Regions from separate parts of the Homo sapiens genome. Here region 1 is linked to region 2. A link is an interaction called in ENCODE POLR2A ChIA-PET data of the cell type or tissue named here. Cell type or tissue: PC-3. All regions are shown on one strand. Each heading gives the region's core, and the rest is flanking DNA. Links, peaks and the distances in the headings are about the cores only. Region 1 overlaps FRMD6-AS2 (FRMD6 antisense RNA 2). Region 2 overlaps FRMD6-AS2 (FRMD6 antisense RNA 2).

The links. ChIA-PET counts read pairs that join two places held together with the same protein. Peaks named below come from ENCODE experiments on the same cell type or tissue, not always from the same donor. Only the 100,000 strongest peaks of a DNase experiment are listed, where the experiment ranks them.
Region 1: POLR2A ChIA-PET joins it to region 2 with 16 read pairs; 4 of 35 experiments call an interaction of 5 or more read pairs at or near these places.

The regions. Positions count from the first base shown.
Region 1 is chr14:51,441,715-51,454,563 of GRCh38, reverse strand. It overlaps FRMD6-AS2 (FRMD6 antisense RNA 2), which reads left to right. Exons shown (of 3, transcript NR_051990.1): 3 at 1-52. It also overlaps a transcript of FRMD6 not described here. Among named protein-coding and RNA genes, the nearest start is that of LINC02310, 51 kb to the right of the region's middle. In PC-3, for the core only: no CTCF peak of the experiment used is centred there; no DNase peak of the experiment used is centred there; H3K27ac peaks cover 494 bases.
Region 2 is chr14:51,496,146-51,508,994 of GRCh38, reverse strand. The region is part of intron 2 of FRMD6-AS2 (FRMD6 antisense RNA 2); the gene reads left to right. It also overlaps a transcript of FRMD6 not described here. Among named protein-coding and RNA genes, the nearest start is that of FRMD6-AS2, 97 kb to the left of the region's middle. In PC-3, for the core only: no CTCF peak of the experiment used is centred there; no DNase peak of the experiment used is centred there.

The sequences.
Region 1 (12,849 bases), core at 1,506-9,505, 54 kb after region 2:
TTGGCAGCTGCCAAACCCATAGGCTAAGCAGTGGTGGGACTGTGATTCAAACTCAGATATTTTGGTTCATCTGCCAGGAAATTTTTCCTGTCCTGGAATTATCTGCTCTTCTCAGGAGGGAAGAGCTCAGTCCTCTTCATCCTGAAACCCATCATAGGAAAGGCAAGAAGGAAATGCACCAAAATGTTAACTGTGGTTGACACTGAAGTGGTAATTTGGTCTTTGTTCTATTTTTTCTGCATTGACCAAAATGTTTACAAAGGACATACATTGCTTTTATGCCAGAGCAAAGTTATGTTTAAAAACATTTTAAAAGCCAGAAGGTAAAGTACATACCCTGGAAAGCATTGTGTACGTGGCTCCGCTCCTAGTTGTTGACCAAAATAAGCAGAGCTAATGAAATGCCATGGCATTTCCCTGTGCCAAGGGAGGCATTAGGCTGTTCTCAATGAATGACTCACGGAGGCAGCGTATAGAGGCCTCCCTGCTGGCTGCTGGCGGGGCATCGGCTCTCTCTGGTAGGCATTGTGCTGCTGTGGCTTCACCCACTGACTGGCACGGAGCAGAGCCCTGCTTCATCGCCTTTGGTAATTTCCTCTTAAAGCATGTGTCTCCAGTGGGCTTTGAATGGCTCCTCTGTGATTTCTAAACTCAACCTAACTGAGTATACAATTTTAATTGGAAAAAAATGGCTTGACGTTGCCTTTCTGTATTTATACACCAGCCTCCCACCTAGCAAAAACTAACTGTGTCTAAAAACAAGCCTAACTGTGTCTAAAAGCAATACTTTTAGTATTTTAATGCCTGTTTTGGAGTCTGAGCAGGTTGTACCTTGTTTACATATAAGGGGTGAGTGTGTCTGTGTGTGTGCACACATATGCGTGTATGTATGTGTGCATGCATGTGTGAGACAAAGCTAATCACTTAGGTCCTTCAATTCTAAAGAGAATAATTTGATAATCCCCTCAATCAAATAGCATGCAGTCAGTCACTTCCAAAATATCTATTTACTAAAGTTTTCCAAAAACTGTATATCCACTGTACCTTAAAGTACTCTGAATCTTGGACTATTATCATTCTTCTTAAAAGTAGCGGCTGAGGGTGTCTTCATGTCCACCATTTCCATCAATATCTCCTCATTTCTCAGTCTTCTCCGCCTGACATTAACCACAGCTCTTTGCTTCACAGCTTCCCATTTCAGGCTGTTCTTGCTCCTTCCCCTACCTCACCCTAACCTGTCCTCCCTCCCACAGTCCCAGAGTATGTTGGATCCTCCCTGCCAGCCCCCGACTCAAAGCCAACATCCTCCTCTCTGGTTTTGAATCCATCTCTTATCATTTTATCTCCCCAGGGTCCCTGATGCATTAATCACCTCTCTTGGGCACCACATCTTTAATTCTCTATTTTTTTTTTTACCAGCTTTTCCTGTCAGTTTATAAGCTTGTTCAGTTCTCACTCATCTTAAATTACTGCCCCTTAACTTTACATGGTCATCAGGTTCTTGCTTTATCTCTCTTGTTCCCTTTTCCTCAAGCTTCTCAGATGATTAGACTGAACTCACTGTCTCCATTTTCTCAAGTCACATTCCGTTCTCCCTGGAAGCAACCTGGCTCCCACAATCAAACCACTGAGAGGGTTTCTGCAAAGATTACCGATGATGAGACATCGTCTTCTCTCCTCAAAGTACTGGACATCTTCCTTGCCGTTGACCCTAATGACTGCTCATGCTTTGAGACACTCTACTCGTATGCCTTCTAACACCCTGTCTTCAGCCTTTCCTTCTTACACTCTGACTGTTCCATCTCAGCCTGTTCCACTGGCCCTTCTTTCTAGATATGCTCCTTAAACATGGAAGTTTCCAATGTTTCATTCTGCAGCATTTAATTCTTGATTCACTTCTCTTTTTATGCTACTCCTTGGGTGACTTAACCCACTTCTGTTTATGCTGGTGGCTCCCAAATATACTCTATCCAAGTCAAAGTCCTCCTGTTCTTGAGCTATAGACTCATTCCAAGTGCCTTCTTGATATCCTAACTTAGTTGCCCACTGGCACCTCAGTCAATATGCTCCAAATCAAACTTATTATCTCCTCAACATCCCAAACTTACAGCTTCTTCTACTATTCCTCATGTTAGTTTGAAAACCATCACTAGAGTGACCAACCATTCCCATTTTCCCAGGACTGAAGGGCTTCTGAGGATGTGGGACTCTCAATCTTAAAACTGTCACAATCCAGGCAAATGGAGATGGTCTCTCTAGCCACCATCCACTCATCATTGGGCCTAGAACCTTAGTCACCTTTGACTCGGCCCCCTTCATCCTCTTCTTCCATCTGCCTGTCCAGCTAATTTAATTTCCTAAATAGTTATTAAATTCCCATTTTTCTTTCCAACCCTCGCTCATGCTCTGATCATCTCTTGCCAGTTTTGCTACCCTAGCCTGCTGAGTATTCTCTCTACTGTCAGTTTTCATCCCTTTTCAATGTATGCTGTATTCAACTGCTGAAAGAATAGTTTTAAAACACCAATCTCACCCCATCTCTGCCCTGCTTAAAGCATTCCATGGGCATCCCATTGCTTGGGATAAAGCCCAAACAAGTTGATATGTCAAAGTCCTCCACGGGTGTCTTAATCTGTTTTGCATTGCTATAAAGGGATACCCAAAGCTGGGCAGTTTATAAAGAAAAGAGATTTATTTAACTCACCATTCTGCAGGTTGTACGGGAAAAATGGCACAAGCATCTGCTTCTGGTTAAGACCTCAGGAAGATCCCAGTCATGGCAAAAGGAAAAGTGGAGCTGGCATCACATGGCAAGAGAGGAAGTGGGGGAGGTGCCAAGCTCTTTTAAACAATTAGCTCTTGTGCGAACTAAATAGAGTGAGAGACCAAGTGTGATGGCTCACGCCTGTAACTCCAGCACTTTGGGAGGCTGAGGTGGGCAGATCACTTGAGGTCAGGAGTTAAAGACCAGCCTGGCCAACATGGCAAAATCCTGTGTCTACTAAAAAAATATACAAAAAAAATTACCCAGGCATGGTGGCACATGTCTGAAGTCTCAGCTGCTTGCGAGGTTGAGGCAGGAGAATCAATTGAACCCAAGAGGTGTAGGCTGCAGTGAGCTGACTTCACACCACTGCACTCCAGCCTGGGTAACAGACCAAGACTCTATCATACATATATATACATATGCATAGAGTGAGAATTCAGTCATTGCTGCTGGGATGGCACAAAGCCCTTCATGAGATATCTGTCCCCACGACCCATATACCTCCCACTAGGCCTCACCTCCAACATTGAGGATCAAATTTCAACATGAGATTTGGAGGAACAAATATCAAACTATATCAATGGTCCACCTATCCCTGGCCTCACCTGTGTCATGCATTGAGCTTTATGTAGGTATCTACACAGGCCAGACTGCTTATCCTCAGCTCTTGCTGTGACCTTTTCCTGGCATGTCCTATCTCTATCTCATCTCCCTTTGTCACCTGGTAAATTCCTCAAGATTCAACTGAGGTTCAAGACTCAACTCCTCCACGTCATTACCTGCAGGAGGTCTTCTGTGACATGCCCACTCTGCAGGTGGGTTAGCTGTTACCCAAATCACCCTCCACAGTGCACTCAGATGATCTCCTTACAGGTCAGTCTTTTCCTCTGGGCTGCCAAGTTCACAGGAGTACACACAGCATTCTCCTTGCCTCTGTGTCCATAGCATCTAGGACAATGCCTGGCATAAAACAGACCTCAACAAACATTTGTGGAATTTATCTATCTATTTGAGGTGCAAACTGATGGCCAGCAGGTCAAATCTAGCCCATAGTCATGGTTTGTTTGGCCCAAATGATGGCTTTTTATTTTTTTATATATCAATGTTTAAAAATCATGAGATCTCATACAAAAATCCCAAATTCTAGATTCTCTTGAGAAAACTAAATATCTGGAAACGTTAGATTCCTATTTTGTGTGGTAGCTGACCTCATGAGAGAGCACCTGTTACCATCTTAGCCCACATCTCACTGGGAGCCTGCATCTCTCCTCGACCCTGGTGGGGAACTGCTGGCAGAATCTTTTGAATGAGCTTCATTTGGAAGAGCTTCTAGGCATTTGTTTTTCCTTAAATAGTGAACTGATGGTTTAGAGACCAACTTGGTTGCCCCAGAATGTTTAGGGTAAACAAGAAACCCACACTGCCCAAAAAATTCTGGTCTGGTTTTCTGTCTAGATTTCTATCTAATATCTAAATTTTCATGCTGTAATTCCTATCCTCAATTTTTGAAACTCAAAGAATTTTATCTTAAATTTTCTTTCCTACATTTTCCCTGAAGAGCTCTAAGAGAAGATGGTAGTGATATTATCATCTTCAAACTAGCACTTTCCTCACTGCTATCTCATTTTCTTCTTACCTCTGTGGCAGTAAGTCACAGGATCTTGACACGAGAGATTCAATTTTATAAGTATATTGAATTTTTGCCACAGGTATGATTGTTTTCACAGTAAACAGACAACAATCACATGCACAGAGACATCTCAAGAGCTTTTTACATCTTAACTGTTAACAGCTTTATGAATTTTAATGGTTCAGGAAAAGTTTATTTTTCACCACAGGCCCAGATGGAAATCGCTGCCATCAGGAATAGCTGAAATCCCCAGCTGTGATAAAGGAGCAGATTTCTAGGCAGAGGAAATCAGAGTATGACCTACTGGTGCTGCCATCTGTTCCCCTATGTGGACCCAAGAGCTGGGGGGTTCCTGTGGGACCCAGGAACCATCAGCTGTGGGTTTGTGTTTTATTGGATTTAATTCAGCCAAGCTTCCTGACTTCCAGGCTTCCACAGTCACTCTTGAATGTTTGGCTCTATCAGATACTGCTACTATATGCTTTTTGATAATTTTTTATTAATAATAAAGTTAATTAAAATTAATTTAATTGAGAGAATTTGGTGACACTCTTTGGGATCACTACAGATACCACCCAACATACTCAATTCAGAATTGCCAAAGAGGGACTCCAGGGCCTCCTGCTGTTTCAGATGGCCTTCTCTGGAACAGTGGGCCAGCTCCTTCTTTGTGGCTTTGGAACTGTTCTGCAGCAGCACTGACAGACAAGAGAAGGTGCAGATTAGCCTGATAATCCCATAAGCTGTGATGGGAAAATCCACTGTGCACTGAGATTCCTTTCTCATTGGGTGGAATCTCAAAATCACCACCATGCTCTTTTGTTGAACTACCCTGAAGACTGATTTTCATGTTTCTCCTGAAGAACCTCCCACTGAAGAATGGCTAAATGCCAGACACTGACTGCCACAGGGAGAGCTTGGCCTTCCCACTATCCCTTTCCCTCTTGCCAAAAACACTCCAGGAAACTCCCTCTGAAGTCATGCATATCTTTTCTGGACTGTGACCCTGCCTGTGCATGACTGTGGCCACCAGCAGCTGGGTACAGCAACTGAGGGTCAGACATCTGCTCTGTAACAACAGCAGAGATGAATCTCTATTTTAATGAAACATGATGGGCTGCATGATTACAAGCAGCATCAGGTTTTTCTAAAGGCAGACTGCAGGCATTGTTTGCCTACCCTTGTCCCATTTACCTGGTGCCTGAGATGAGGTACCATGACTAGTCTGAACAAGCTTTTTGAGGCTTACCAAACTCCTTTTCCTTGGTGGTAACCTTCCTTCATGCATTTTTAAGTGAGAGAGAATGTCAAGATTATACCCACGACGAGCTGGGGGAGGTATCCAATTCAAATGTTTCATTTCCTGCCCCAAGTTTTATTGCATAAGTGGGATGGTATTTAGGAGTTTTATTTGAAGAAGAGAGACCCTGGCTTGGCCATGGTTTTTGAACACACGTGTCACATGCTTCTGCCTGACCTAACCTGCCCTTGAACTACAGACAGAGCAGTACAAGCCAACCAGTTCCATATGCCATTACTGTAAGCGCTAAATGACCATGGTCCCTCTTTCCTTGCCAATGGGTAACTAACTTATATTTCAGCATATATTTCTACCTCGGATTACACAGGAAGATCAGCTTAACAATTGCTTCTCAGACATGCCAACAAATTCATTTCAGCAAACACTATTTATCACCGGCTGTGTACTAGTCATGAAACCAAGATGAAATAGATGCAGTCCCTCACTGTAAGGAGCTTACAACTTTAATGTATGGAATTAGACACATGCACACCTAAATATAGATTAGTGAACTGGAACATGAATGCAAATAAATTATCCAGAATGCAACCCAGACAGATAAAGCAATGGAAATATTTGCTATAATGGTTAAAGACATATGGAGAATACAGTAAGAATGAATGCTATCTATATAATTGGAAATCCAGAAGGAGATGATAAAGAGAATGATCAAGAAATAATATTCAAAGAGATAATAACTGAGGATTTCTCAAACATTAGGAATTCCAAAAAATCCCAAATATATTAACTACAAGGAAATTTGCAAACAATCCATCATGGTGAGACTGTGAACACCAAACACAGAGATTATCTTAAAAGTATCCAAAGAGAAAAGACACATTTCCTACAAAGGAATAGCAATTAGAACAATACAAGCTTCTCTGTGATAGCATTAAGCCAGAAAAGACAGGGGAGTAGTATCTTCAAGACAGTACATAACTGCCAAGCTAGAATCATATGACGTCAAAGCAATAAGAAAATAATTTTGGCCATGATAGGGATTTAAAGTTATAAGTAAGGTGCTTTGAGAAAGCTAAGGGAGGAGCATTAATCGTGCATGGATGGTGGTGTTGAGGGGTGGGGAATGGAACAGATGTGAGTAGGATTGAGACAGCTGGGGAGTGAGGAGACAGGACTGCAGCCAGTGGTAGGATCCCTTTGTTTAAATGAGGAAAAGGCTCTACCTCAAATCCAACACAGTTCCACCCAAGGTGCCCAGAGTGTGGGCTGTAGGCGAGACGCCAATTCTTCCAGACTCTTCAGCTTGGTGGCCTTACATAAGGCACAGTCTGCACATTTGTAACTGCTGCCCTGAGGGGAGGTGCTCCAGATGGTGCAGTCTGAGCAAAGGCCTAGAGGTCCACATGGACATACTATGGTATGTTCAGGCAATAGAATGCCTCTGATAACTGCATCCCATAAGTACGACGTCTTCCTGGTGTTCAGGCTTGTGCACTGGACTGTATAGAAGAACACTGATTCCCATGAGTGGAGCAGGCAGCACACAGGTAAGCTAAATGGGAGCTTCAAGGCTGATAAAGCTCTTCCAGAATTCAATCAATGTGTTTTCCAAGGGCATCAGGGACCTAGTAGAATTCTAAGCCTGAGAAGGTCAAACACCATTTTACAAGTCCCTCCACATCTCCCCGCACCCCAGAGTGGCCTTGCTGTTGCTCCCCGCACCCCTGCAGGCCCTCTGCTCATTTACGCTTTTCTACTCCATGCCATGGAAATGCAAGGAGTTAGGAGCTGTAAAGGATTCCTTGTGAGTCCTACACCTCTGCCTGCATTTGCCCACTCATATCGGGACAGAGTATTATAAAGTATTGAAGTCTCCAAGAATCTTTGAGGTCATTCAGTACTTCCTCACAGCCATTGTGGAATTTCCTGTACAACATCTGTGACCAAAGCCCATCCCCATCCTGCCCAAGCTCTCCCAGGACCTAGAGGCTCACAGCCTAGGTCGTCATGATGGATCTCCTCTCCAAGATGTCAACTCTCATTTCTTCCTATGTCTGTCTTCTCCAAGGAAAAGAGCTTCAGTCTTCCCCTTAAATGACTGCACCCTAATCATTTTAATATGGTCAGGATTTGGCAAAGTACCTGCCCTCACCCCAATCACAGGTTTTATTTCACTGCACTGTAAACTTCACTAGTGATGCACAAGAGTACCTTGAGGGCAAAGACCATTTCTTATTGATCATTGCCAATATTCACAAGGTCTGGAGTACTAGTGGCTACATGATGGACATTCACTAAATTACTTCTGAAAGAATAACTAAAATGACAACCATATTGTCTGGTTTCCAAATCATCCAACTCATCTTTCTCTGGACGTGTGACTGACTTAGAAAACTATGAAATCCAGAACCCAATACAGGCAACCTCAACTTCCGTGTGTGTGTGTGTGTGTGTGTGTGTCTACACAAGAGAGAAGGACTACCCTCCTCTGGGGCCAATGTATTTTCCTTCTTTGCTCCCTCATATACTCTTGGGCAGCAGCAGTCTCTTATGAATCTTCAAGCTTATCTCTACTTTCTCAGTATTTATAGGGTAAATTTTCCCAAAGATGAAAAGGAGAAGCCAGAACACAGGGAAAACCATCGCGGTCACTCCTCTGGTTCCTTCTACCACTGCCCCAGCTCAAAGCTCTGCTGCGATGCAGATCATGTTTTTCCCAGAAAATGTAAACTTCTTAAGAAAACTGACTATCTTCTACAACTCCAGCACAGTGCTAGGCATACAACTAATTTCTGCAAGACAGTGTAGAAGCTAAGAATGGGCTCTGCAGCCAGTCACCCTGAGCTTGAATCTTAACTCCATCACTGTCAGTTCTGTGACAGTGGTAAGTACCAAACCTCTCGACGCTTCTGCCTCCTTATTTGTGAAACGGAGATAGTGATGTTATCTACAACACAGGTATGCAAATACCTACAATACATGCAAAATACCTGGTATGTAACATGCTATGTAGTATACGCAAGAAGCATTAGCTGTCATAATAATTTAATACATATTTATTGAGCTAATTATGGGTAAACGCAAAATTACAACATAAGACAGTCTTGTGCTAGGTACTTTTTCATACTCATTGAAAGCATTTACAGAGCCTTCTCTGTGCTAACTGCTGAGGGCACAAAGATGAGTAGCACTTGGGGAGATGATGTCACTTAGGAAGGTATTCTTTTCTCACTTTTTCCCTATTACATTTGATATTGTAAGGTGTCTCTGATGAGGTGTTAGCAGGTATCAAATCTTTAAGCATGTCTCCTAATCCTTTTGGACCTCAGTTTCCTCAACTGCAAAGCCAGGCGGTTTGGCTACTTGATCATCTAGCTTTAACATTGTATAACTTTATGATCATGGAGATTTGTTTGTAAAAAAAAAAAAAATTGCACTTCTGTTTCAGGGGTTTTTCTTCCACTCTTCTTCTCATGGACTAGGAAACCTGGGGACTTATTTTTGAGGTCACAAAAGAGGAAAAACCGAGACTCCTCAACCCAGACCCAACCACTGGCTTTGATGACATCAGGAAAGAGGGAGGAATGTTCTCTTCAGACTTGGGAAGCTGGCAGGCGACTCTCCTGGAGGCTGGTGTGCTTGAGGTCTCTGAGGGGGGCCCAGTCGCAGCCCCTATAGACCAGGATAGAACAATGAGATGTTTTCATGCCAGGACCTACAGAAGGAACCATTCATCTCTTGCTGCTTCAGGCAATAGTCCAGCTTCTCTTGGCAGGGAGCAAATCTATGCCAAGATTCACTGAGGTTTTGGTGGTCAACTGGATGGCAGCAGACCCTCTCTTTCTTCCTGGGTCCATTGAACAAATAAAAAAATTAATAGTTGATCAAAGTTGAGCCATTTCCAGGCTCCTGAGGCATTTCAATGATCATTATAGTATTATATCATTGAATAAGTTTTCAAGTACAGTGCATTAGGTAGGAGGTGGGGGAAGAACTTAAAAGGAACAGCTCTGAGGAGCTGCTTCATCTCGGGCCAGATGGGAATGGACTGGGATGTGGGTTCTCTAGACACCAACATCGACAACAAGGAGCTCTCAAGCACACAGATGCCTCCGCCCCCTATCAGTTGCACAGGGTTTCTCGCTAAAGCAGTTTAGAAAAACAATTTAGACATCTGAAGAATAAAACTCTAAGGGTATAGGGCTCCGTGACTTCTTGCCAGAGCCAAGAAGAAGCTGGCTCTCGACCTCACCTGCCATCACCATTCAAGGCAGACAGAGCCTTCAAAGTGCTTAAAAGAGATGAGTCAGAAGTCCAAATTCCCTTGCTCTCTCTCAGTTTTCATCAGCACCACAAGAATAGGCTGGAATTTTACTAAACGACTGAACACACACATTGCTAACAATGGATTCGTTACAGACTGTCCAGGGAAAACAGGAGAGAAAAAAATGAATGGCAGTGTAACCCCAGTTTCATATCATGGCAACCCTGTACAAACAACTCTCAGCGCAACCACATGCCAGTTCTCATCTTCACCTCCCAGACCCAGGTAGTCCTCAAGAGACAAAGCTCAGGAGCTAATCTCAGCATCTGATGGCAACAAAATTACCATTAAGCCTCTTGCCAGTGGGGCCAGCACTCACCAGGAAAAACTTACTCTGTTAGATAAAAACCCACTGCTGGGCGTGGTGGCTCACGCCTGTAATCCCGGCACTTTGGGAGGCCAAGGCGGGTGGATCACCTAAGGTCAGGAGTTCGAGACCAGCCTGGTCAACATGGCAAAACCCTGTCTCAACTAAAAATACAAAAATTAGCCAGGCTTGGTGTCAGTTGCCTGTAATCCCAGCTACTTGGGAGGCTGAAGCGGAAGAATCACTTGAACCTGGGAGGTGGAGGTTGCAGTGAGCCAAGATTGCACCATTGCACTCCAGCCTGGACAACGAGAGGAAAAAAAAAAAAAAACTCACAACTTGCTTGAAAGGGATAATTCATTCTCCCTACCTTTACCCCAAATATGCATGTATACATGCCATGTTTTCTGAAAAGGAATGATGTTTGTTATTTCTCTATTGGTGGAGATAAGCCTTGTTCTGGCATTCCTGGCAAATGCTCAGGAAACAATGTCCTGGTTGTTTTTTAAAGGAGAGACTACTTCAGAAGGACTTGGGGAGAGAGATCTTTTGTACGATTTCTCTTGGAAGATGGGGATGGAGGCTGCAGCAAGGCAGACTTTCAGAGAGAAGAGTATGGCACAAACCCCGCATGGGAAAGACCAACTCCTCATCCTGTGCATCATTTGTACCTTCAGCCCGGTCAGGCCCAGAAAGACTGCATATCCAGTGCAAGCTGGTGGAGATGCAGCCTTTGGTTTCATAAAGCACAGGGTGTTTTGCTCATTCATATTTGGGGGCAAGAGCTTGTGCATTTTTTGGCAGCCATAAACCTTGCCATATGCTGATAGAGAGAGTGAGGGTTGAATTAACACGCTGCCTCATCTTTTGGTGGATCACAGCTGAGTCATATCCATTTTGACACTCAGAGAATATAAATAGAAAGATTTTGGGGACAGAAATGAGAAATCTATACATCTTGGACTTTTTCAAGTTCTTCTGGCTAGCATGTGCTGTTTTCCTTAGCAGACTTGCCCATGATGAAACAAAGTCAGAGAAAGAACAGCCTTTGCTCAAACTTTTGAATGTCTTTGATACATTAGATTGGAAAAGACTGTTTGAAAGATAGGGAACAAATATGTTTTATTTCATTGAACTATGTGTGTGTCCTGAGCCAGTAGTGGCAAGAAGGGGGAGAAGCCTATGGATGATGCACGTAAGATTAAAATCCTGCAGGGTTTTTCCCCATCCTGGTGCCTTCACAACCTCAAGTATGGGGAAGCCAGAGTCATGCAGTGATTTATGCACCAGGAATCCAAGCTCAGAAAGCATGCAGGCATAAGGCCAGGCACTGGTGATTTCTGCTATTTTGCACTCCATGGTTTCTTGAGAAAATGGTACGTCACTCTGTTTGTTTTCTTGCTGTTCTTCTGAGGTGGAATGGAACATAAAGCTTCAACATGTTTTGTACCAAAATGGTTATACTAAAGAGGTCTGGCATATAGTTATCCTAAAGGGGGCTGCCCAAGAGGAGGAAGAAGTGACCAGCAATGTCTCATTAGCAGCCATAGACCTGGGAGACTCAACATGTCAAATATGTCAACAAACATTTCCTGAGTAGTCACTAGAATAGCATCCATTTAAAAGGCATAGTTTCTGCCCTGAGGAGCTTATAATATGTGGGGAGCAGGGTAAGAGATAAATACTTAATAAGCAGAAGATAGTAAAACTAAAGACAAGCAAGGCAGAGGCTTTCTAGAAGTTTGCTAGAATAGAAGTAGAGATAGGAAAACTCACAAGGCCATTTAGACTCAAGAGTAGCCTTCCCTCTGGAGGTCTAATTTAATTAGCACTATCACTGGGCAATTACTAAAATTATTCATCAAGGGATGGAATTTAAAACCTTCGAAAAAAGAGGGGTGGGAGTACATGTGTATATGTGAGAGAAAGAGAATGAGAGAAGAGAAAGGAAAGGAGAGAAGAGAAAGAGAAAGGAGGAGGGAAGATTAGGGAGGCAAAGAAAGGACAAGAGAGAGCGGAGGAGGGGAGAAGGGATCCCTAACCTAGATTGAATCCCCCAATGCTCAAAACCACTGAGCACTTTCTACTCTCAGAATTGTTAAAGTCACTGTCATCCACAAATGCTTTTAAGATTTTGAAATATATGAGAAACATTTAATGTGCTTCACAGAATAAGCTAGATAAAAACGGTCCTTACACTGCAACTGCTGGCACTCCCCTGGGCTGTCTGATGGTACGAAGTTTTGAGCACACACACGGATGATAACAAGCCTGTAAGGCTTGTCAAGAAACTTGACTTTTCAGGTGTTTGAATAAAGAAGACAGCATATTTTTGTATTCATCTCGGTTAACAGATATAAAAGATTAATTATGTCATTAAGTAGTATATAATTTTCAAGCACATTTAATGTCACTGCATATTTACAGTAATTTTCAAAGGAATTTTGCATCATTATATTATTCCCACAACAAGATTTTTTAAATGTTTTTCTGAAATTCTATAGTTCTAAGAAGAGCTCTATGTACCTTCTTGGAGCTTCATCCCAACGTCAATTTAGGA
Region 2 (12,849 bases), core at 1,960-9,959:
CCATGTTTTTTAAAACATATAAGCCTCAGTCATTCATAGTCATTCTTGATCTGTTGGACTCCATTGGCTTTTGAGGTAGGGAGTCTGGGAAGGAAAGAAACAGGAAAAGACCAGCGTTTGAAGAAAAGGGTGGGAAGAGAGTGAAAGGCCACAAGTGAAAGGACAAGTCAAGGCAGAGAACATCAAATTAGCTTAGAAACATCACAGAGAAATCAAGCTTATAGGCAAGAGACTGTAATTATAGTTTGCTTTTTAAGACACAATTCATATGACTATTTGTTTTGTGAAGAGAGGGGAGTGCTCAGGATGGGCCGCAGTAAATTTTCCAGTCGGGCTACAGCCTTGTTTTTCTCCTTACTAAGAAAATGTGTTTAATAAAATGCCTTAGCCTTTTGAGAAACTGAATGAGTTTTCAGGACATGTATTTTACGTTTCCTCCATATTTTGAACAATAGTCGACCACCTGTTCACGTCTTGCTCTTGTCTCCTCAAGGCTCCAGGACAAGCAGGGGCTTGAGTGTGAGGACTTGTGGGAAAGGAAGGAAACACACGGGGCTCTCTTATGTAAATAACGTGATTAGCAGAAAGTATAAAAGAGGCTTCTTCCCCTGTTCACAAAGCAGATTTTCTTCAGAAGCTGGCAGAGCTCCCAGACAATTTGCTCTGGGGACAGACTCTGGCTAAATTGCTGCCAGTGCCGGCCTCTGGGGCCTTCTAGATTTATGAGTATGGGCAGCCGAGAGGAGGGAGCACTCCGTGGGTGGGGGAAGGACATGGAGAGTAGCAACAGGCAGGGCCGGATGGGGTCACCCAGCGGGAGAGGTGGCTGCGAGCACGGGACAGGCTGGGGGGTGCTCATTGCCCGGGCCAAGGCCACTTTAGCAGCTGCAGGGAGGACTGAGGGGCTGAAGAGGGGAGTAGCTGGCTGCAGGGTCTGCGATGGAGCCTGAGTGGGCACGCTCAGTAGCAGGGGGAGGCACAGCAAAGGATGAGGGGGCTCCCACAATCAGGTAAGGGATCATGCCATTTCAAGCTGCCCGGAGCATTCTGGAAGGCAGAGCATCCCTGTTCTCCAGCACCAAGAAAATAGGGTCTCCTGACTTCCTGCCTGGCCCAGAGGTGTGATCAAGCCATCCTGTGGGTTTGGGGAATGATCAGGAGGCAATTGTTGCCACCACATTTGCTGAATCCTCACTTAGCATTGTCACCACTGCAATGCCCAGCCAAGCCTTTTCAGCTCCCCTGGGTTGTGTTTTCAACAAACACTCACTCTGGAGTACTTCTAATGGAACTGGAAATCAGCAGGCACTCTATGAACTAAAACACATTAGTGGGGAAGGGAGAGGGGAAAGAGGAGGAGGTCCTCCGCTTCAGAAGCTACTGCCAGCTTCCCCACTAGGTTTTATTTAGCTCAGCCAGACTGGAATTCCTGATACGGAGACTTTTAAAGATGATTTTCCCCTATAGTAGAATTTTGAAAAGGTCTGTGGCCATGAATTATTCAGGGTCTCTACCTAATTTAGCTCCTAGTGTCTTCCAGATATCCTCCAGTGGATTCTGAGCTAGCTTGGATATTAACAGAAAAGGCATGGGACTCATGCCTTTTGGGGAATGATCTGGAAGCACATGTTGCTGCCACACTGCTGGATCTTCACTTAGCATTGTCACCACTGCAATGCTCAGCCTTTCCTCAACTGGGCTCCCCCTGGGTTGTGAGGACTCTGCTGCTTTCAGTGTCCACACCAGCCAGGATGCCCTGCAGCTGCTATGACAATGGGAACCAGAAGTCAGGGTTAGCCGACCGTAGCTAAGGCTGCTTTCCCTGCTCTTTCTCCTAGTGGAAATAGCCTTATTGCAGTGTGTGTGTGTGTGTGTGTGTGTGTGTGTGTGTGTGTGTGTGTGTGTGTGTGTCTATACAACCAATTCTAATCATTTCAAAAATTCAGAAAATATAGAACGGTGTAAAGAAACCATCAACTGGGAACAAGCACAATTAACATTATAATACACATTCCTCATGATTGTTTAATGCTAATATTTTTAAGTGAGATCATAGTATATGCACATTTTTATAACCAGCTTTTTTCATTCTACGATGCATCACAAATATTATCCTTCCATGTTAATAATTATAGATCCATATTGTCACTTTTAATGGCTGTTTAATAGTCTAAGGTAAAAATGTGCTGTGGTTTATTTAGTCAACTGCCTGTAGTTAGATGTTTCAGCTGTCACTAGGTTATTGATATAAACAGGTATCTTTATATAAATATCACCAAATGCTGCTCAGATCATTCCCTTAAGGGGAATTCTTTAAAATGGAAGTGCTGGGTCAAATCCTGTCATCTTCTTTAAGGGCATGTTGTCAAAATTTCCCTACACAGTCTCAATCAGGATACCAAGCATCCAGCAGCAAATGAAAACACCCATTTTCCTCCTTCACCCTCAACACTGGGCACTATGAGTCTTTTTAATCTCTTCCAGTCTGATGATTGTGTATGGCATAGCTCATTTGCTGTTTTAACTTGTTCACTGTTTTCTCTTCTCCCTCTGGCACCTTCTGTAATCTCTTGGAGCCTCTTTTCGCCAGTATCCTCTTCATTTAATAGTAAACATTAATTGAGCACTTCCTGTGTGCAGACACTTGCCAAACATTAGTGCTCCAACTATAGGAGCTGTACTGTATAAAATGTTCTGGGCGCTGAGAGGGAGGCCTGGGGAAGCTAGAGAGAGCTTTGCAGAGAAGGCAATATTTATGCTAGATCTGATGGAATGGTGAGAGCTTTGCAGAGAAGGCTAGATCTGATGGAATGGTGAAGAAAGGAGTAGAATAGGAAAAGGCCATTTCATGCAGAGGAAAGAGCATAAGCAGTGTCACCAAAGCCTGTGTTCCAGTGGTGGACATGGGGGAGTGGCTAGATGGAGACAGGCTCTGTGTAGTGTACTACAGAGTTTAGACTTTATTCTGTAGCTATGGCAGATTGTTACAGGAAGCGTTTTTGGAGGAGAATGGTGATCAGATTTGTGTTCAGATGGTTAATTTTGGCAGTAATATGGAAGAGGAAATAAAGTAGAAACAGGGAGATGAAGGGAGAAAGACCAATAAAAAGGTCATTTGCAATTGGCTGTGTGAAGAAACTGAGAGCCAGAAAGAAGCCATGGGCAGTGCGGGGTTAGAGCAGAGAAATGTATGAGATAAAACCTCTGGAAAGGGTGATCGAGTCGAGGGGGGACATTCAAAAAGGCTTGGATTAGAGAAAAGGTGTGAGTATGGGCAAAAAAGAAGAAAGGATGCATTTAGGTTTAGAAACATGCTGCATTTAAGGTGCCCATTGGACTTTAGATGGATCTATTGAAAGGGAAATTATAAATATGGATTTTGGACTCTGGAGAGAATCTGGGACTGTGAATACAGATGTAGGAGTCACTGGTACTCAGAATCCACATACTGATTGCCAAAAGCTCTTCCCCTACCCCACCACCCCTCCATCCAAGCATGATACCCTGTTATTCTAGACAACCTCTTTGTCCTTGTCCCTGACATGTGAGCCCCTTTCCCTTCTCTAGGAAGTGCCCAGTTTGTTTTACAATTCATGTAAAAATTCGATAAACAAGCAACCTATTTTTAGGTATAAATAATAAACATTTCTAAAAGGGTATTTGTTGGGAGGCTGAGGTGAGAGATTGCTTGAGGTCAGGAGTTTGAGACCAACCTAGGCAACATAAGGAGACCCTGTCTCTAAAAAAAGTTTAAAAATAAATAAAGATTATTTGTTAACACAAATAAATTATTCCTAAATAGTGTGAAAAGTTTCTGGGAGAATATTCGGGGGACAGAAAGCCTTTCTTAGTTCTCTCAAGTCCTAACAACAATGCACCATCCAGCCCTACCTCTGGGTAGAAGATTCTGCTTCCCCATTGGAGATGTGTAAGCCACCCAAGGAACAATTCCTAACTGGACAGTGAGGCCTAAGATAGCTCTTCACCTGAGGTCTTTCCCAAGGGCCAGATGTAAGCCTAGGACCTGAGAAGGAATAGGAGCATGGCGCTGTGCCATGCTGTTGGCTGGCTGGCTTCTCTGCTATGATGGGAAGAGCTCAACTGAAAGGACAGGCAGCTGCTGTCTAAATTTAAACAGAAACACTGTAAAATAAACTTAAGCAACTGTAGCCCACTCTGTTCTTTGGGTGAGTGTGATGCCTTCATCACAGACTCATGCCTGCTGTGCCACAACATGGAATGCAGTTGTTCTGGAGCAGCCTGTGTGGTTGATAGTACCCATTTGATTCTCTGGGCCCAGACAGAGCTGTGTTACCAGGTAGCAGTAGCAGGATCTGATTTAACCCACCAGAGAAAGAGGATCTGAAGAGGTCCGGTGAGAAAAGTAGACAGGGTTAAAAGAAAAGGAGCAATTTCTAGTCAGGCCAGAATAAGGATTTCCTGGTCTGGAGATGAGCTGCTGTGTCAGCGACTGAAAAATGAAGCTGAGAGCTGTCCCTTGCTCACATCTCCAGCCAGCACAAAAAAAGTACACACCTGCTCTACCAAAAAGTAACCAGACTGCTTCTTCAAGCAAGTGCCTGACCCCGTTTCTCCTGACTGGGTGAGACCTCCCAACAGGGGTCTCTAGCCACCTCCTACAGGTGCGTTCAGGCTGGAAACAGGTCAGTACGCCCCAGTACAGAGCTTCCAGAGGAAGGAACTGGCTGCCATCTTTGCTGTTTCACAGCCTTCACTGGTGACATCTCCAGATATGGTAAAAACCAAGGCAACTAGGGTCTGGAGCTGACCCCAGCAAACCACAGCAGCCCTATGGTAGAGTAGCCTGACTGTTAAAAGAAAAACAAACAGAAAGCTAGAAACCTAGCTAGACTAATAAAGAAGAATAAAATAAACACAATCAGAAATGGTAAGGGGGATATCACCACTGACCCCCGGAAATACAAACAACCACTAGAAGATACTATAAACACCTCTATGACATAAACCAGAAAATCTAGAAGAAGTGGATACATTCCTGGACACATACACCCTCCCAAGATTGAACCAGGAAGAAATTGAATCCCTGAATAGACCAATAATGATTTCTGAAATTGAGGTAGTAATAAATAGCTTATCAAACCCCCCCCCAAAAAAAAACCCAAAACCAAACAGATTTACAGCTGAATTCTACCAAACGTACAAAGAAGAGCTGGTACCATTTCTACTGAAACTATTCTAATAAATTGAAAAGGAGAAACTCCTCCTTAATTCATTCTATGAAGCCAGCATCATCCTGATAATAAAACCCAGCAGAGATACAAAAAAAAAAAACAAAAAACTTCAGCCCAATATCCTTGATGAACATCAATGCAAAAATCCTCAATAAAATACTGGCAAACCGAATCCAGCAGCATGTTAAAAAGCTTATCCACCACAATCAAGTTGGCTTCATCCCCGGGATGCAAGGTTGGTTCAACATGTGCAAATCAATAAAAGTGATTAGTTACATAAACAGATCTAAAGACAAAAGCACATGATTATCTCAATAGATGCCTATTTAGAATAGGCACCTAATAGAAAAGGCATTTGATAAAATTCAACATCCCTTCATGTTAAAAACTCTCAATAAACTAGGTATTGAAGGAACATACCTCAAAATAATAAGAGCCATATATTACAAACCCACAGCCAATATCATACTGAATGGGCAAAAGCTAGAAGCACTCCCCTTGAAAACCAGTACAAGACAAAAATGCCCCCTCTCACCACTCCTATTCAACATAGTATTGGAAGTTCTGGCCAGGGCAATCAGACAAGAAAAGGAAACAAAGAGTATTCAAATAGGAAGAGAGGAAGCCAAATTATCTTTGTTTGCAGATGATATGATTCTATATCTAGAAAATCCCATTGTCTCAGCCCAAAAGCTTCTTAAGCTGATAAGCAACTTCAGCAAACTATCAGTATACAAAATCAATGTGCAAAAATCACTAGCATTCCTATATACCAATAATAGGTGAGCAGAGAGCCAAATCATGAATGAACTCCCATTCACAACTGCTACAAAGAGAATAAAATACCTAGGAATACAGCTAACAAGAGATGTGAAGGACCTCTTCAAGGAGAACTAAAACCACTGCTCAAAGAAATCAGAGAGGACACAAACAAATGGAAAAACATTCCATGCTCATAGATAGAAGAATCAATATTGTGAATATGGCCATACTGCCCAAAGTAATTTATATAATCACTGCTATTCCCATTAAGCTACCATTGACATTCTTCACATAATTGGAAAAATCTATTTAAAAATCATATGGAACCAAAAAAGAGCCTGAATACCCAAGACAATCATAAGCAAGAAGAAGAAAGCTGGAGTCATCATGTTACCCAACTTCAAACTATACTACAAGGCTACAGTAACCAAAACAGCATGGTACTTGTACAAGAGCAGACACATAGACCAATGGAACGAATAGAGAACTCAGAAATAAAAACCAGACACCTATAATCATATGATCTTCAACAAACCTAACAGAAACAAACAATGGGGAAAAGACTCCCTATTTAATGAATGGTGCTGGGAGAGCTGGCTAGCCATATGCAGAAAATTGAAACTGGACTCCTTCCTTACACCATATACAAAAACTAACTCAAGATGGAATAAAGACTTAAATGTAAAACCCAAAACTATAAAAGCTCTAGAAGGAAATCTAGGCAATACCATTCAGGACACAGACACAGGCAAAGATTTCATGACGAAAATGCCAAAAGCAATTGCAACCGCAGCAAAAATTGACAAATAGAATCTAATTAATCTAAAGAGCTTCTGTACAGCAAAATAAACTATAATCAGAGTGAACAGACAATCTACAGAATGGGAAAAAATTTTGAAGGTCTAATATCCAGCTATTTTAAGAAACTTAAAGTTACAAGAAAAAAACAACCCTATTAAAGAGTGGGCAAAGGACATGAACAGACACTTCTGAAAAGAAGACATACATGTGGCCAACAAGTATATGAATAGAAGATCAACATCACTGAGCATTTGAGAAATGCAAATCAGAACCACAATGAAATACCATCTCATGCCAGTCAGAACAGCTATTATTAAACAGTCAAAAAACAACAGATGCTGGCAAGGTTGCAGATTAAAAGGAACACTTTTACACAGTTGGTAGAAGTGGAAATTAGTTCAACCATTGTGGAAGACAGTGTTGTGATTCCTCAAAGACCCAGAGGCAGAAATACCATTTGACCCAGCAATCCCATTACTGGGTATATATCCAAAAGGATATATATATATATTGTTTTATTATAAAGAAACATGCATGCGTTGGTTCATTGTGGTACTATTCACAGTAGCAAAGGCATGGAATCAACCTAAATGCCCATCAGTTATAGACTGGATAAAGAAAATGTGGTACATATACACCATGGAATACTATGGAGCCATAAAAAGGAACAGAATCATGTCCTTTGCAAGGACCTGGATGGAGCTGAAAGCCATTATCCTCAGCAAACTAACACAGAAATAGATAACCAAACACCGCATGTTCTCACTTACAAGTGGGAGCTGAATAATGAGAATGCATGGGCACATGGTGGGGAAACAACACACTGGGGCCTGTTGGGAGGGGTTGGTTGGGGGAGGGAGAGCATCAGGAAGCATAGTTTATGGATGCTGGGCTTAATACCTAGGTGACGGGATGATCTGTGCAGCAAACCACCATGGCACACATTTACCTATGCAACAAACCTGCACATCCTGCACAAGTACTTCTGAACTTAAAATAAAAGTTGAAGAACAAAGAAAATGACATAACACCCCAAATGAAGCAGCAAGTCAGGAGGAAACAGGGCATGGAGAGATTCTGAACTTCTGTTTCCAATTTCTTATTCAGTGCATAGTATAATTCTAAGCCCAATTGTTAGAGTTTTGGAGTAGAGGAAATGATTTATGCTAGGAAGGAGGAACAGGGAAGCTGTCTGAGCACCAGCTTTCTTAATGCCAATCCACCCTGATAAGCTGGCAAGTTTCCCATAACTATTCATGGCAAAATCCCTGCAGTATCAAAGATCAAATCTGCTTCCTAATTTAGGCCAACATTTTTGAGATCATTGACAATTGCCATAGAAATTAATTTAGAAACAACTCACTGTACTGCTCACCGTATGGGCTTCCAACTCAAGATACTTAAGCTACATGTGACTCACACCCATTATATGTATGTGTGTATATACACACACACACACACATATGTATATATGTACATATATATAATCTTCTATGGCCTTCAGGGTTCCTTAACTTCCTAAATCTTTTTCTGTTAACTGAAGACACATTAATGATTCAGGTCTTTCTGTGTCCACACATACAAAAACTAATCTAAAAATGAGTGAGTAGCACAGATCTTGCTTCATTCAAAACTTTCTCTTTACATACACACTATCTTTTTCTATCTTTTTTTTTTTGAGACAGAGTCTCACTCTGTCGCCCAGGCTGGAGTGCAGTGTCGCCCAGGCTGGAGCACGATCTTGGCTCACTGCCACCTCCGCTTCCAGGGTTCAAGCGATTGTCCTGCCTCAGCCTCCTGAGTAGCTGGGATTACAGACGCGTGCCACCACGCCTGGCTAATTTGTGTATTTTTAGTAGAGACAGGGTTTCACCATGTAGGTCAAGCTGGTCTCAAACTCCTGACCTCATGATCCGCCCACCTTGGACCCTCAAAGTGCTGGAATTACAGGTGTAAGCCACCACGCCCGGCCTACATACACACTATCTTTACACTACTTCCACATTCGTTTACATCTCTAACATTTCCCCCATCATCTCCCAAAATATGTAACTGCCAAAACGCTTTAAAATGCAGCTCCGGCAACATTTGGGCAGATTTTAAAAGACTTAATTGTGAATGTGAGCTGCTTCTTTTTGTCACCCTGCATGCAAACTTGGCACCTTCGCAAAATCGTAAGTCTTGATGTAGCAGGAGCTAAACTATGTGTTCTCCACCACGTTAGCAGGAGCCCTGCTGAGGTCTTCCAAGACATGGCACCCTCTCTAGCCAGGGTTCAGGGCCACCAAGCCATTATTTCCATAACTCATGAGAATATTTTCAATTTAACAAGCTCAGTTCAGACATAAGAATCAAATGAGACAAATTAAGAAAAAAAAATACCTCCCAACCCATGTGCCGAATTGGGAAACCAAGTGACCAAAAGAAATTAGAGTCCTAAAAGAGTTTATACAGATCACCCAAGGACCGAATACCTGAAAAGAATATATGCAGCATCAGACTGTTGCTCTGATTTCTGCTATACTCCACACTTTGCTTTTCTCTGATTTCATGGTCTCTTTGCTTTCCCTGTATGTAGACAGCTGTGGGACAGTGATTAGAAACATGGACCTCGGAGCTGGGCTGCCTGGGGTCAGGCCCCTACTCCACGTCTTATTTGCTGTGTGACCTTGGGCTGTTACCTAGTTTCTCTGTGCTTTATTTCCTCATCTGTAAAACAGACTGCTTTAAGGATTAAATAAGTTAATGTAGTTGAAGCTTTTATACAATGTCTCACACTTAACACAAAAGTTCTGAATAAGTGTTAGCCAATTTCCTTTAAATTGGAAATCTATCAAAACCACAGAAGTTTTAGCATGAAATATAGAAAAGAAAATTGGGCCATTCATACCTCAATTACTCTTTCTCTGCTTTCTCTTGTATATTAATGAAAGGCCAGGTGACAACTGTGAACAGAGAAAAACTACAGGCTCAGCTGTCGTTGCTGAGAGTCAACATCTCCGCTAAAGGAGGGCAAGGTTCCTCTCTGGAACAAAAGGAGCATCAAGAAACATGTGTTTATTGAACGTTATCTATTGCAAGGGATCCTGTGAGGTCTCTCTGTGTGAGAAGTAACTGTATTGAAAACTGCAGTGGAATTCCAAGTCACACCTCTGCCAGGAAACCTGTCCCATCTGCTCAACTCTGTTTCTTGTTAGATTGAGCAAGCATGGGTGGAATCTTTCCAAATGTGAAGTAAAAGCAACATTGGAACCAAATTCAGTCACTCTTTGTGGGACCTTGGGCAAATTGCAGTGCAGTAGGACTGTGCTAAAAAGTGCTTTAGATACAAATATCTTATGTAATACATAAAATACCTATGAGATCTAGTGGTAGATTTTACATTAATTATTCCCCAACTCATCATGCCTCCCAGGATCCATGCCCTTGTGTAGTTTCCTCCCATGCGATGCCGGGTTTCGTCACGTGGATGGAATGAGTAGATGTGATCATGGTTAGAAGCTCGATAAATGCTTGCCTGTTGAAGCTTGTACTGTACTCTCAGAACACTGCCACCACCACATGAGAAAGTCTAGCCTCCTGAAGGATGAAAGAGCAGATGGACAGAGAGAGGCCCAGCTGTCCCAGCTAAGCCCAGGCCCCTGTTGATCTTCCAGCTGAAGGCAGCCACGTGCATAAGCCCAGGTAATACCAGTAGCAATTAAGCTAGACAGGCAACCCATGGAATCATGAGAAATAACAAATTATTGTTTTAAGTCACTAAGCGTCGGAATCACTTGTTACTCTGCAATGAAAACAAAAATTGGTGAGTGGAGTGCTGCCACAAAACAAAAATTAAAATATGTGGCATTGGCTTTGGGACCACATGGTGGGCAGAGGCTGAAAGAGCAGAGAGGAAATTATTTCTGGAGTCTGGAAAAAGGGAAACCCATATTTTTGAAACAATCAGCAAAATAATTTCCTGTGGTAACTTGTAAAGCAAAAACTGTACCTGATACGCTTATGGGTCTGGCTAATGCTATTTCTACACAAAATGCTAAAATAGTTTTTTGTTTTTATTTTTAACACTGCCTGATAAGGTATAGAAGAAAGACGGATGAATTAAAGAAGGAATCATTTAGTTTGCAAGCACAACATAGAGGAAATGAGCAGGTCCCAGGACTTGCTGGATTAGAATGTAAGACTGTTCCTCATTTCCATTTTCTCCAGCTGGCAAAGGATTCTCAAAGTAAAAAATGGTTTCAGGGTAAAGATTAATCTAGAGTGTGGCTATGAAATCCTGTATTAAGGCCTCTAAAGGACTTTAGGAAGTTCTGAGTAGACTCTCAACTGGATGAAAGGGCTTCTAAGATTCGTAGAAGCCTCATCCCAAAATATCTCTGGGTAATATAGAGCTGGGCTGCCCAGGATGGTAACCACTAGTGATGTGTAGCTACTGGGCACTTGAAATATGGCTAGTCCAAATTGAGATGTTTTGTAAGTGTAAAATACATGCTGGGTTTCAAACATGTAGTATGGAAAAGTTTAAAATATCTCAATAATTTTTATACAGATTACATGTTGAAATGATAATGTTTTAGATACACTGCATCTAATAATATATTACAATTTCATCTGTTTCTTCTTACTCTTTTAAAATATGTGGCTATTAGGATTTCAAAAAAACATATATATGACTCACACATGTGGCTTGCATTATATTTCTATTGTAACATTAGTGTGGAGAGAGCATTAGTAGAGAGAGGCCTGTCCCAGAAAGAATTATGGGTATAGATTTTGTCTAATAGAGGGAATAATAATATGATACATGGAAAACCGATAAAGTTTTTAAAGGAGTTGTATCAGATTGAAGAACAGTTTTATATAAATAACAGTTTAGATGATAAGAGACCTCTGGGCTCCCAACTTTCTACAAGCAAGCAACAGGCTGAGAGAGATACTTGGCTGAAAACATAGGTTGTTTCTTAAAAAAAAAAAAAAAAAAGTTATTTCAGAAGATGGAATCAAGAACCCAGAGCGTTGAGTCAGGAGTAGAGCCAGATTCTAATCAAGGAATTCTGCCTGCTTGAGTGGAGGAATCTGAAAATATGTGCCCAGATACATATGTCAGAATTACTATGGACCAATTACTGCTATTGCCTCCATTACCCTCCTTTTTGAATGAGGATATTAAGGTTACCATGTCCCTGTTTCAACATTGTATGGTGGGTGTATGGTTTAACTTGTAAGTATAATTTAGAGGAAATGAACAGGGGGCAGGATATGCTATGTTGGAAGGCAAATCTCATTTCTGGATGAAGAGAAATTACATGTGAGAAATTTTATGTCTGGACCGGATGGCAGATCAAAAAATCATGGACTTCAAACCAGACACAATCATTAAGACACACATAAAGATGAGACTTTAAGTGTCTTGGAGGGATGAGTGTATTTTGCATATGGGAAGAATGCAAATAATTATTTCCAGATGGTAGACCTGTGGATTATAAGTGACCAAAAATTATTTGCAAATCTTCTCATTAAGAGGTAGAGTTTATTCCCACATCTCTTAATCTAAGCTAACCTTTTTTACTTGTTTTACCCAATAGAATGTGGCAGAAGTAATGCTGTGCAACTTCCAAGCCCAGATCTGAAGAGGCTTCGCAGCTTTTACTGTTATCCTCTTGGTACCCTGAGAACATTGCACTGTCCTAAAGCCTATAAGAAAATCACAGAAGTTAGAGTCCCAGCTATTCCAACCATCTCTATCTGAGGCCCCAGACATGGGAGTGACGCCCTTTTAAATCTGTAGCTAACTGTAGTCACACGAGTAAGTCTAGGAAGAAGACAGCATGAGAGCTACTTAACTAATCCAAAGAAGTGTGAGAAACAAGAAATCATTGTTGTTTTCAGCCACTATATTTTGGGGTGCTTCGTTCCACAGCAATAGATAACTGATACAGTCTATTCAGTTTAACAAGGAGCTAGTTGAGCAGATGGTGCAGGTTTTCTTGTGAAGGTGTGGTTTGGGATTCTGCTGCAGTTGGAACACTGTCACCACCATGCTCTTCATGACGTGGGCCTCTCCACAGTG